2 separate regions of the Homo sapiens genome follow, and region 2 is linked to region 1. Evidence: chromatin contacts called from ENCODE Hi-C or POLR2A ChIA-PET data. All regions are on one chromosome and are shown on one strand. The core of a region is the stretch at or near the end of the contact, and the rest is flanking DNA. Distances in the headings are between cores, read along the strand shown. Region 1 has its middle 130 kb from the start of VOPP1-DT. Region 2 holds the start of MRPS17 (mitochondrial ribosomal protein S17).

Region 1 (6,567 bases), core at 921-3,420:
TTTGTTTCCTACTGTTGCTGCAGCAAAATACCACAAACCTGTTGGCTTAAAACAACGCAAACGGATTCCCCTAATTCTGGAAGGCAGAAGCATAAATTCAAGGTATTGTTAGGGATATGTGTTCCTTTTGGAGGCTGCCGGGGAGAATGTGTTTCCATCTTTTCCAGCCTCTCGGGGCCACCTTCATTCCCTGACAGGGTCCTCCTTCTGTATCTTCTAAGTCAGCAGTTTAGCACTTTTTCCCCGGTCTGACCGCCTGCCTCCCTTTTACAAAGACTGTTGCAAGTATTTTGAGGCCACCTGGATAATCTAGGATACTATTCCTATCTCAAGATCCTTTATCAAATCTGTAAAGTCCCTTTTATTAAGGTAACAGGAGGCTAGGCATGGTGGCTCACACCTGTCATCCCAGCACTTCAGAAGGCCAAGGTGGGAGGATTGCTTGAGCTCAGGAGTTCCAGACAGGCCTGGGAAACATAGCAAGACCATGTCTGTCTTTACAAAAAAAAAAAAAAAATTGCTTTTGAATTAGCCGTGCATGGTAGCACACACATGTAGTCCTAGCTACTCAGGAGGCTGATGCAGGAGGATCACTTTAACACAGAAGCTGGAGGCTGCAGTGAGTTAGGAGCTTATCTTACCACCGCACTCCAGCCTGGGCAACAGAACAAGACTTTGTCTCAAAACAAAATAAAGTAAGGTAACATACTCACAGGTTCTGGGGATTAGAACATAGATACTTGGAGGGGCTGAATATTCTGCCTACCAGATTAAGATTAACAATATTTATTTCTGGCATGGCATGGCGCTCACATCTATAATCCCAGCACTTTGGGAAGCCAAGGTGGGCAGATCACTTGAGGCCAGGAGTTTGAAACTAGCCTGGCCAACACAGTGAAACCCCGTCTCCACTGAAAATTTAAAAAAAAATTAGCCAGGCGTGGTGGCACATGCCTGTAGTCCCAGCTACTTGGGAGGCTAAGGCATGAGACTCACCTGAACCCAGGAGGCAGAGGTTGCAGTGAGCCAAGATCGTGCCACTGTACTCCAGACTGGGTGACAGAATGAGACTCAAAAAAAAAAAAAAAAAAAGAAAAAAAGGAAAAAAAATATTTATTTCTGGGTGGCAGGATTTCTTTGCTTAACTGTATTTTCTTTTCCTAAGTCAACATGTATGATTTGTGTAACTTTTAAAAGGAAGTGTGGTATGAGGGTGACAAAAATGTTCTAAAACAGGATTATAGTGATGGCTACATAACCCACTAAATGTTCTAAAAGTCACTAAATTGTATACTTAAATGGGTGAATTCTATAATACATAAAACAAAAACCAAAGAGGGGCTTTTGCACTTACTTTCAATGGCTCAGCCTAAAATAAATAAATAAATATAAAAAGAGATCAAATATAGCAAAATGTTAACAATTGGCAACACAAAGTGGAATTCACTGTAACGTGCTTTCGACTTTGGTGTAGGATTTAACATTTTCAAAAGGTAAAGGAAAATGGGCAGAGAAACAAGGAGAAATAACAGGACAACTCTAGAAACTAAACCTATTTGGGGATTCCAGTCTTAAGCTGGACTTTAGCTTCAATATTTTGGCTCTCAAGAAGCTCTGTGCAGGGTGCGGTTGTGCGTGCCTGTAGTGCCAGCTACTCCGAAGGCTGAGGCAAGAGGATCACTTGAGGCCAAGAGTTCAGGCCATAGTACAAGATGATCACACACTACACTTTCCAGCCTGTTCGACAGAGGGAGACCCTATCTCAAAAAGAAAGAAGAAAAAGAAAAAGAAGCCCTGTTCCAAGCAATGTGGAAGCAGCCACAGTTAGTGAGGAAGGCAGGTGAGGCTGATGCTCACCTCTTCCTTCCTCTCCATACCCCAGGTGAGGGGGGACCACAATCCTTCGCTTCTCTCCAATGCAAACACCAAGTAGACCTTCATCCATCCCAGGAATCACGTAGCCCTGCCCAATGTACGTGTCAAACGTGCGGTTCTGAGAGTAGCTAGAAAAGAAGAAAGGAAAGAAAGAGGTCATTCATGAGGGCCTCCACAGCAGCTGTGCAAATTAGTTGGGAAAGAGATGCAAAGGCACACAGAGGCCTCCAGACTCCGGAACAGCGTAAACCACAGTATCTGATGACACAGCCAGGAAACATGCTCCCCTGGAAGGGTAAATAGGAACCCCCACACAGCATGTGAACAGCCACCTGTAGAGACACGCCGTGTGGCCCTCCAGTTTCGTCAGGTTATGAATGCAGTGTGGGTTATGAGAAGCACCACACAGAAATGGAGCTAATGTAAATTGAACGCTATACTTTCTTTTTCTGAGGCAAGGTCTCACTCTGTCACCCAGGCTGGTGTGCAGTGGCACCATCATAGACAGCTCACTGCAGCCTCAACCTCCCAGGCTCAAGCAATCCTCCCACCTCAGCCTCCCAAGTAGCTGAGACTACAAGCACATGCTACCACACCTAGGTAATAAATTTTTTTTTTTGTAGAGATGGGGTCCCACTATGTTGCTCAGCCTGGTCTTGAGCTCCTGGATCACGTGATCCTCCTGCCTCGGCCTCCCAAAGTGCTGGGTTGACAGGCATGAGCCACCGTGCCCAGCCTGTACACTCTATAACCACGTCAAGTTAATGAAAACAATCAAGCTCTCAACCAGCCTGGGCAACATGGCAAAACTCTGTCACTACAAAATTACAAAACTTAGCTGGATGTGGTGGCACACACCTATAGTCCCAGCTACTCAGGAGGCTGAAGTCAGAGGACTGCTTGTGCCGGAGAGGTTGAGGTTGCAGTGAGCCAAGATCACAAGACTGCACTCCAGCGTGGGTGACAGAGTGAGACCCTATCTTGAAAACAAAAAACAGAATCGAACGTAGCCCTTATCAGAAACTACGAATGTGTCACAAGGATAATGTCTCCAATATCTAAAGAGAAAATATCTGCATATGTGGGACATGAATATTCTGTTTTTATTTTCTAATTACTTTTTAATTTTTTTTTTTTTTTGAGACAGGGTCTTGCTCTGTCTCCCAGGCTGGAGTGAAGTGGTCTGGTCTCAGCTCACTGCAGCCTCAACCTCCTGGGCTCAAGTGATCCTTCCACCTCAGCCCCTCAAGTGGCTGGGGCTACAGCATTCAATACCATGCCTGGCTCATTTTTGTATTTTTAGTAGAGACAGGGTTTCACCACATTGCCCAGGTTGGTCTCGAACTCCTGGGCTCAAGCGATCTGCCTGCGCTGGCCTCCGAAAGTGTGGAATTACAGGCCTGAGCCATAGCACCCAGCCTGACATGAAGATTCCGATCGCCAGGAAAGCAGCATACACACTGAGAGTAATGAATTCCGCACTCTCCACCACAGCCCGACAAAAGGCCCCCACTATCATCCCTGCTCACCCCGCCACCCTGGTGAATACTTGGGTTTTCCAAGTGCTCCTGGCAGGAGCCCCAAGTCCACTCAGTGGAGAGATCCAGCCTGTGTGTAAACTGCCGAGTGAGTCTATTACCATGAGTTTGGTAAAAAGAGGAATCAATTCCCCACAGCATAATGATTCCAGAATAAAATAATAAAACTTCATATGCCACAAGTCCACTATCAAACTGGACCACGTGACCTGCACCCCTTCCCCACACCACCTGGTGCCGATGAGGCAGAAAGCCTGTCCTGAAAGAGCCAATCGGTCCTGCCCTTCCCTCACCTCAAAGCCAGGGCATGATGCCCTGGAGAAGAGGGACCGCCAAGCGGGGCCAGGCTGATACACAGGCAGAGCTGTGGGGGTTCTCCCTTCTCAATACCCCTCAGAGACCACAAAGTCATGGGGCACAAAGAAAGAATCACAACAGATGTCTCTCCTCACCCAGGAAGCAGGAGATTGTCCACATAAACTCCCAGACGAGGCTGTGAGTCCCCCTTCCCACCCACTGAGAACAGCACCCCACGCTGAGCAGCTCCAGGCCTCCTCCTGGTGCACTGGCCAGGAAGGCCTGGAGGGGAACACAGCAGGGAAGAGGAGGACCGTGTCGGCTCCCAGCATGCTTCAGCCAGAGCAGGGCTCACCCTCCCGAGGTTCCCACCTGCAGGACCCTGGGGATCACCAGCAATGTGCAGCCACTGCCAGACATTCAGGGAAGAGAAGGATACCTACGTGGTGGGCTCCCGACAAAGGGACACCAAGTAGTGAGAGAGATGGCAGGTACCCACAGCGGGGATTGCTGCCCACTGGAATAGTTGCAAAGATTCCATGGCAGAGGGGAGATAGCAGACACCGAAGGCTGTGGGATCTGCCTAAGGGAAGAGCAATGGTCTGGCAGCAAGGGCCAAGCCGAGAGGCAGGATATAAGAGCCTCAGAAGGAGAGACGGAATGGCGGGGTGGGCTTGAATTGTAGTGAATGCTGAATAAAAGTTAAAAACAAGTAAATGCAAAACCATCCTGTTCCCCAATAGAAAAGCAAAGTCGTCAGTCCTCCCCTAAACTAACTTATAAGTTCTTTTATCTTTTCTTTTTTTTGAGACACAGTCTCACTCTGTCGCTGAGGCTGGAATGCAATGGTAAGATCTTGGCTCACTGCAACCTCCGTCTCCCGGGTTCAAGCGATTCTCCTGCCTCAGCCTCCCAAGTAGTTGGGGTTACAGGCATGCACCACCACACTCAGCTAATTTTTGTATTTTTGGTAGAGACGGGGTTTCACCATGTTGGCCAGGCTGGTCTTGAACTCCTGTCTTCAAGTGATCCACCTGCCTTGGCCTCCCAAAGTGCTGGGATTACAGGTGTAAGCCATCATGCCTGGCCTAAGCCACCACGGCTGGCCCAAACTAACTTACAAATTTTAAAGCAATTCCAATCAAAATCCTGGGGGTGTGTATCTGGTGGTGGTAGGGAGCTCAGTAAAGTAATGCTAAAATTCATCTGAAAAAAGAAATAATTAAGAATGCTGTTTTTAAGGTGCAGTATATAGCAAGCTATCATTCTTGTAAAAAATTAAGAAGGAAATATATACATATATGTACTTCATTATATATGTATGGAACACCTATGAAATTAATAACACTGGGCCAGGGGCAGTGGGTTACACCTATAATCCCAGCACTTTGGGAGGCCGAGGTGGGTGATCACTTGAGGTCAGGAGTTCATGACCAGTCCGGCCTAACATGTTGAAACCCTATCTCTACTAAAAATACTAAAAAAATTAGCCGGGCCTGGTGGCATGTGCCTGTAATCCCAGCTACTCGGGAGGCTGAGGGCAGAAGAATCGCTTGAACCTGGGAGGCAGAGGTTGCAGTGAGCCGAGATCGTACCATTGCACTCCAGCCTGGGCAAAGAAGCGAGGCTCCGTCTCAGAAAAAAAAAAAGAAAGAAAGAAAGAAAAAGAAATTAATAACACTGGTTCCCTACGAAGAGGGGAGGTGGGACAAGGATAGGAGGGAAATTTGTCATTGTATACCTTTTCATACTTCCAGGGTTTTAAATCATGTCAATGCATCACTTAGTAGAAAAAAAAGTTATTTTTTAAAAAAGAAAAAGAATGCCCTCTACTATACAAATTAAAAAGCTAACACTAGTTAATCATAGTTAAAGGTGTGATGCTGCCCTAGGAATAGATAGAAGGTAAAAGATAAAAATTCTACACAAAGACTCAAAAGTACATATAAGAATTTAGTTCATAACAAAAATCACCTTTTAGGGCAGTGAGGAAATGATAGAGTCATTCATGACGGATGTTGGAAAAACTAGCTAACCATATGGAAAAAAATAAAGTTAAATCCTTCCTGTCACAGTGATACCACAATAAATTCCAGATGGATTAAAGACTTAAATATGAAAGCATTTATGAGCATAGAGAGAAACTGCAGAACGTTGTTAACACTGGTTATCTCATGGTAGTGAGAATGGAAGGGGCTGACAGGAAATTTACATTTTTTGCTATACATTTTTGCATTGTTTCCATTATGCAATTAGGACATATTATCTCTGGCCTGGCACGGTGGCTCATGCCTGTAATCCCAGCACTTTGAGAGGCCCAGGCGAGTGGATCACTTGAGGCCGGGAGTTTGATACCAGCCAGGCCGACATGGTGAAACCTCATCTCTACTAAAAATACAAAAAAATTAGTCGGGCAAATTTTTTTGCATCACTACAGGTGATGGTGCACACCTGTAGTCCCAGCTACTCTGGAGGCTGAGGCAGAAGAATTGCTTGAACCTGGGAGGTGGAGGTTGCAGTGGGCTGCAATCACATCACTGCACTCCAGCCTGGGCAGCAGAGTGAGACTCTGTCTCAAAAAAAAAGAACATATTACTTTTGAAAATAAAAATTCTAATAAAGAATATCTTAAAGAATAGAAAAAAAAAACCATTAAAAGGCTTGAGGGAAATACAAGCAAACATTTATATACTCTAGGAAGAGGACAGACTTTGTAACAAGTCACCAAAGCCAGGAACCATAATGAGGAAGTCTAATGTATTTAACAACATAAAAGGTTTACAGTTAAATGGGCCAAAAATCAACATAACCAAAATTAACAAACAAATAAATTGAGGAAAATGAGGAAAATGTTTTT
Region 2 (6,153 bases), core at 2,189-4,688, 250 kb after region 1:
CATTATTCCAAAGCCTTTATATTCCTTATTTGTATAATCAAAAGGCCATCCAGCTCCTTCTTCGTGAAGAGTGCAGTTTTTGTAGTCAGCTTTTCATTGTAGAACATTTGGCTGCTTAATCATTTTGAAACACACTGTTGAATCCTGCTTCTCCTTGGTTATTATTGTATGTAATCATTAGAGCCAATTAACTGTTAGACCGTCTTTCTACTTTGTTGAAGTAACTATTTTAACTGTTAGACCATCTTTCTACTTTGTTGAAGTAACTTTTTCCAAGATTACTTGGCTTGCCTAGCACCCCAATGTTTATTATTTCTTGATTAAACAGGAACAAATCTATATACACATACATATATATGTGTGTGTGTACATATGCTCGTACCTAGTAAGAAAAAAATATATATTTTTAGGTCAATAATGAATAAGGCTGGGTGCAGTGGCTCACGCCTGTAATCCCAGCACTTTGGGAGGTCAGGGCAGGTGGATCATTTGAGGTCGGGAGTTCAAGAGCAGCCTGGCCAACAAGATGAAACCCTGTCTCTACTAACAATACAAAAATTAGCCGGGTATGGTGACGAGTGCCTGTGATCCCAGCTACTCGGGAGGCTGAGGGAGGAGAATCACCTGAACCCAGGATGCAGAGGTTGCAGTGAGCGAAGATCACCCCACTGCACTCCAGCCTCAGTGACAGAGTGAGACTCTGTCTCAAAAAAAAAAAAAAAAGACTATTGTACATTCACATAGTAAAGTTCTGTGCAACTGAAAAGAAAGATCAGCATGTTCAGTACACTCCAGAAGCTGATTTGGAGCGATTCTTCCAGGATATGTTAAGTGAAAAGGGCAAATACAAAGCAGTCTACATAGAATGTTACTTTTGTAAGAGAATATATACAATCTTTGCAAAAAGAAATATAAGCAGGCCAAACCAGAAACTAATAAATTAGTTACCTATGGGAAACAAGAACAAGATCAAAAAGATTGGGAATGGAATGAAATTTCTCTGCTTGTATCTTTTTAAAGTTTTAGTCCTTCCTTCTCCCCTCCCCTCCCCTCCCCTTCCCTTCCCCCCTCCCTTCCCGTCCCTTTTTTTTTTTTTTTTTTTTTTTTTTTTTGAGACAGAGTCTCACTCCCTCACCCAGGCTGGAGTGCACTGGCACCATCTCCGCTCACTGCAACCTCCACCTTCCAGGTTCAAGCGATTCTCCTGCCTTAGCCTCCTGAGTAGGTGGGATTACAGGCGTGTGTCACTATGCCCAGCTAATTTTTGTATTTTTAGTAGGGATGGAGTTTCACCATGTTGCCACAGGCTGATCTCGAACTCCTGGCCTCAGGTGATCCGCATGCCTCGGCCTCCCAAAGGGCTGGGATTATAGGCGTGAGCCACTGCGCCCAGCCTTAAAGTTTTAATTTTTGAACCATTTTAATGATTTACACATTCAAAAAATAAGATTAAAAGGATATGGTTTTTCCTATCCTCGAATACAAAATTGTATACAAACATATAAAAATGAAGGCCAGGCACGGTGGCTCACGCCTGTAATCCCAACACTTTGGGAGGCCGAGGCGGGCGGATCATTAGGTCACAAGATGGAGACCATCCTGGCTAACGCGGTGAAACTCCATCTCTACTAAAAATACAAGAAAAATTAGCCGGGCGTGGTGGCGGGTGCCTGTAGTCCCAGCCACCCGGGATGCTGAGGCAGGAGAATGGCGTAAACCCAGGAGGCAGAGCTTGCAGTGAGCCGAGATTGTGAGCGAGACTCCGTCTGAAAAAAAAAAAAAAATCTAATTGTATAGAATATTGTTACAACCACACAGAAGAAAAAAAAAGAATCCCAAGAAATGTTGAACACAGTGCTGTCATTGTACACTCTAAGGACAAAAAGAACCACAAAAAATAATCTCACGCATCACTTAGAAAGTTTGTTTTTAGTCGGGATATTGTTAGTACAACTCCAAAAGCATATAGTGTATACTATAGGATTTAGCATTAATCATTGATGTTGTCGGGGTAGGGACCAGAGTTCTAACTGTGGAAGAAAGGAGATAAAAATACGGAACTGGTGAAGCAAAAGAAGAAACCCACTGGTGGCTCATGCCTGTAATCCCAGCACTTTGGGAAGCCGAGACGGGCGGATCACGAGGTCAGGAGATCGAGACCATCCTGGCTTACACGGTGAAACCCCGTCTCCACTAAAAAAAATACAAAAAATTAGCCGGCCTGGTGGCAGGCGCCTGTAGTCCCAGCTACTCGGAAGGCTGAGGCAGGAGAATGGCGTGAACCCGGGAGGCGGAGCTTGCAGTGAGCCGAGATCGCGCCAGTGCACTCCAGCCTGGGCGACAGAGACAGCCTCCGTCCCAAAAAAGAAAGAAACCCACTGCTGTTTAAAGGTAGGTGTGTGTGTGCGTGTGTGTATGTTTCAATGTATCGATAGCTACATCTGCTGAAATAGCCTACAGGCAGGAAAATCCCAGTAGCAAGTTGCTCACCTAGCACTCAGAGCTTTGTTGCTAAGTACCACTCCCCACTGATATTTTTCGTTTGAAAAACTTCTGATACAATAACTGGTCAGGGAAAGTATAGGTAAATCTGGACCAGCCAGGCACAGTGGCTCATGCCTGTAATCCCAGAACTTTGGGAGTCCGAAATAGGTGGATCACTTGAGGCCAAGAGTTCAAGAACAGCCTGGCCAACATGGTGAAATCCCGTCTCTACTAAAAATAAAAAAAATTAGCTGGACGTGGTGCCAGATGCCTGTAGTCCCAGCTACTCAGGAGGCTGAGGCAGGAGAATCCCTTAAACCCAGGAGGCAGAGGTTGCAGTGAGTCAAGATCATGCCACTGCACTCCAGCCTGGGCAACAAGAGTGAGACCCTGTCTCAAAAAAAAAAAAAAAAAAAACACTTTTAGGCCAGGCACGGTGGCTCACGCCTGTAATTCCAACACTTTGAAAGGCCAAAGTGGTTGGATCACTTAAGGCCAGGAGTTCGAGACCAGCCTGGCCAACATGTGAAACCCTGTCTCTACTAAAAATACAAAAATTAGCTGGGCATGGTGGTGCACGCCTGTAATCCCAGCTACTTGGGAGGTTGAGGCAGAAGAATCGCTTGAACCCGGGAGGCAGAGGTTGCAGTGAGCAGAGATCGCGCCACTGCACACCAGCCTGGGCGACAGAGCGAGACTCCGTCTCAAAAAAAAAAAAAAAAAAAAGAAACAAAACAAAAGAATGAAAGAAAAGTCCGAAACCTCCTGCGCCACTGTCCACTAGCTGCGCGCGTTAGGAAACCAGAGGTCAGCGCCCCCGACCCCGCCACCGCCGCGGGTCCCTTTAAGGGAGAGTGGGCGGGGTCCTGCCTTTAACTCCGCCCACGGCTAAGGAGATGCACGGCCTACGAGAGGGGTAGTGTGGGACTGAGCCAATGCGTACGGCGTGACGCCATCCCGCTGCGACCGGCGCTCCCCGGGGCAGGTGGCTGCATAGTCTTGGCGGAGGTGAGTCTCGTGGTGGAGGTGAGGGCAGGCTCCGGGGTATTGCTGCCGGGGGAGGATTTGCTGGGGACCCAAGGCACCCTCGCGTGAGAGCCCTGAGAGCGAATCGCTTCGTCTGACCTCGGGGTTGTCTGGGGCGAGGGCACGAATCACCCCAACCTTTCCGAAGCCTGGTGGAATGGCTTGTGAACTGATCTCAAAAGCAGCCCAAGTCATCCGTCGCTGGGCCGGGGAGGGGGACACCGCGGCGGCCCCGCCGAGTGCTACCTGGGCACTGAGCCTGTGGGGAGAGGCGACCCAGCGGGGTGGAGAGAGATAAGGGACCAGTAACGTCCAGCGTTTGTCCGTGGTATTGAGCGTTCTGTGGGTCAAATTCTCAAAGCACTCCTGCGAAATAGGCCTGCCCATTTTGCAGAAGGGGAACGTGAGGCTTGGCGAAGTTAAAGTTACCGCTTTGTAAGCGCTGTAAAGATGAGAGGTTGGGTAGTGGGGAACGTGTAAGCATCTCTGAAATGGTGATTCAAGCCGGGCGCGGTGGCTCACGCCTCTTAATCCCAGCACTTTGGGAGGCTTGAGGCGGGCGGATCACCTGAGGTCAGGAGTTCGAGACCAGTCTGGCCAACATGGTGAAACTCTGTCTTTACTAAAAATACAAAAATTAGCTCGGCGTGGTGGTGCGGGCCTGTAGTCCCGGCTACTCGGGAGGCTGAGGGAGAAGAATCGCTTGAACCCGGGAGGCGGAGGTTGCAGTGAGCCGAGATCGCGCCACTTCACTCCAGACTGGGCGAAAGAACTAAACTTCATCTAAAGAAAAATACATATGGCCGGGCGCGGTGGCTCACGCCTGTAATCCTAGCACTCTGGGAGGCCGAGGCGGGCGGATCACGAGGTCAGGAGATCAAGACCATCCTGGCTAACACGGTGAAACTCCATCTCTACTAAAAATACAAAAAAATTAGCCGGGCGTTGTGGCGGGCGCCTGTAGTCCCAGCTGCTCGGGAGGCTGAGGCAGGAGAATGGCGTGAACCCAGGAGGCGGCGTTTGCAGTGAGCCAAGATCGCACCACCGCACTCCAGCCTGGGCGACAGAGAGAGACTACATCTAAAAAAAAACAAAACAAAACTGTTTCTGGGTGGAGGGGGGAACGAAAAAGAAAAAAACTGTTTCTGGACTAACCTGGACAGTTCTTGTGACAAAATTCATGTGGCATCATAACCACCAGAATATGAGACTTTGGAATTTGCTTTTCAGGTGACCAAAGCCACGTAATGTCCGTAGTTCGCTCATCCGTCCATGCCAGATGGATTGTGGGGAAGGTGATTGGGACAAAAATGCAAAAGACTGCTAAAGTGAGAGTGACCAGGCTTGTTCTGGATCCCTATTTATTAAAGGTGAGAAACATTCTTGTTTCCGGGTGGCTTTGGTAAATCACCACCATGTCCTGGGTCCTAAGCAAAAAAACATTTATCTCTCAGTAAAGATGTCTTGTCTCTCATCTGCTTTGAGCCAGGCATTTTGCTGGTCTGTAGGTATAACACGGTTTACACATTCCAAGAAAACAGTTAATGTCAATCCACTCTAACTGCTGTAGTCATTCTGTATGCAAAGTACTGGCCGGATGAGGTGGCTCACACCTGTAATCCCAGCACTTTGGGAGGCCGATGCGGTTGGATCACCTGAGATCAGGAGTTCGAGACCAGTCTGGCCAACGTGGTGAAACCCCGTCTCTACTAAAAATACAAAAATTAGCTGGGCATAGTGGTGCGCACCTGTAATCCTAGCTACTCTGGAGGCTGAGGCAGGAGAATCTCTTGAAGCCGGGAGGCGGAGGTTGCAATGAGCCACAATTGTACCATTGCACTCCATCCTGGACAAGAGCAAAACTCTGCCTACCATGCACAATTCACAATAGGGTTTGTGCTCCTATAGGAATCTAATGCCGCTGCTGATCTGACAGGAGGTGGAGCGCAGGCGGTAATACTCATGCTGGCTCAACGCCACTCACCTCCTGCTGTGCGGCCCTGTTCCTAACAGGCCACTGAATGGTATCAGTCTGCTGCCCTGGGGGTTGGGGATCCCTGCTTGAACCCAAAGACAGGCTTGGAAACACGGGTAGGGATGAAGACTGGAGGTAAGGGAATGGGCAAAGAGGCTGCTGCAAAAGTCTAGGATGGAAATAAGGACCTGAACTAAAGTTGATGTAGTGGGGATGGAGTGGAAAAAATATTTCAGGAAGGACAGAGTCATTGATTTGTTTGCTGTGCCCAGGGGACGGATAGGTGCCAAGGATGGTTTCACATCCAAAGTTCAGCACACAGGTGGGTACCAATGCTGGTCATTATCAAGGATTAGAAACACAGGAGCAAGCTGAAGAGTGACTGCATGATCCTTGACCTTTGGGAGACCTTAGTTTGAATACTGACTCTTGTTTACCAGCTACACACATGGCTTAACCTCCCTGAACTTTTCTCATATGTACCTGCTGCAACAGGGTTGTTATAAAGAATAGGTGATTCTAGGCTGGGCGCGGTGGCTCATGCCTGTAATCCCAGCACTTTGGGAGGCCGAGGCAGGTGGATCACCTGACGTCAGGAGTTCAGGACCAGCCTGGCCAACATGGTGAAACCCCATCTCTACTAAAAAAACATACAAAAAATTAGCCGG

The links. Hi-C counts contacts between places; a loop is a spot of excess contacts on that map. ChIA-PET counts read pairs that join two places held with the same protein, here RNA polymerase II (POLR2A). Pooled maps may share reads with other maps.
Region 2: a loop to region 1 is called in a pooled map, with 3 times the contacts of the local background. The contact joins the promoter of MRPS17 here to the enhancer-like site in region 1. A Hi-C loop is called at or near these places in 1 of 37 single-sample maps with no recorded cell type and 4 of 50 pooled maps. POLR2A ChIA-PET finds 5 or more read pairs at or near these places in 1 of 52 experiments (activated CD4-positive, alpha-beta T cell).

The regions. Positions count from the first base shown.
Region 1 is chr7:55,697,146-55,703,712 of GRCh38, forward strand. It overlaps the pseudogene FKBP9P1. Among named protein-coding and RNA genes, the nearest start is that of VOPP1-DT, 130 kb to the left of the region's middle. Within about 2 kb of position 2,171, at least 3 of the 41 ENCODE cell types and tissues checked have a DNase peak (open chromatin) inside an H3K27ac peak, as active enhancers do.
Region 2 is chr7:55,948,439-55,954,591 of GRCh38, forward strand. MRPS17 (mitochondrial ribosomal protein S17) reads left to right here and starts at 3,439. Exons shown (of 3, transcript NM_015969.3): 1 at 3,439-3,492; 2 at 4,741-4,880. The coding sequence starts at 4,758. RefSeq lists an enhancer at 3,492-3,551.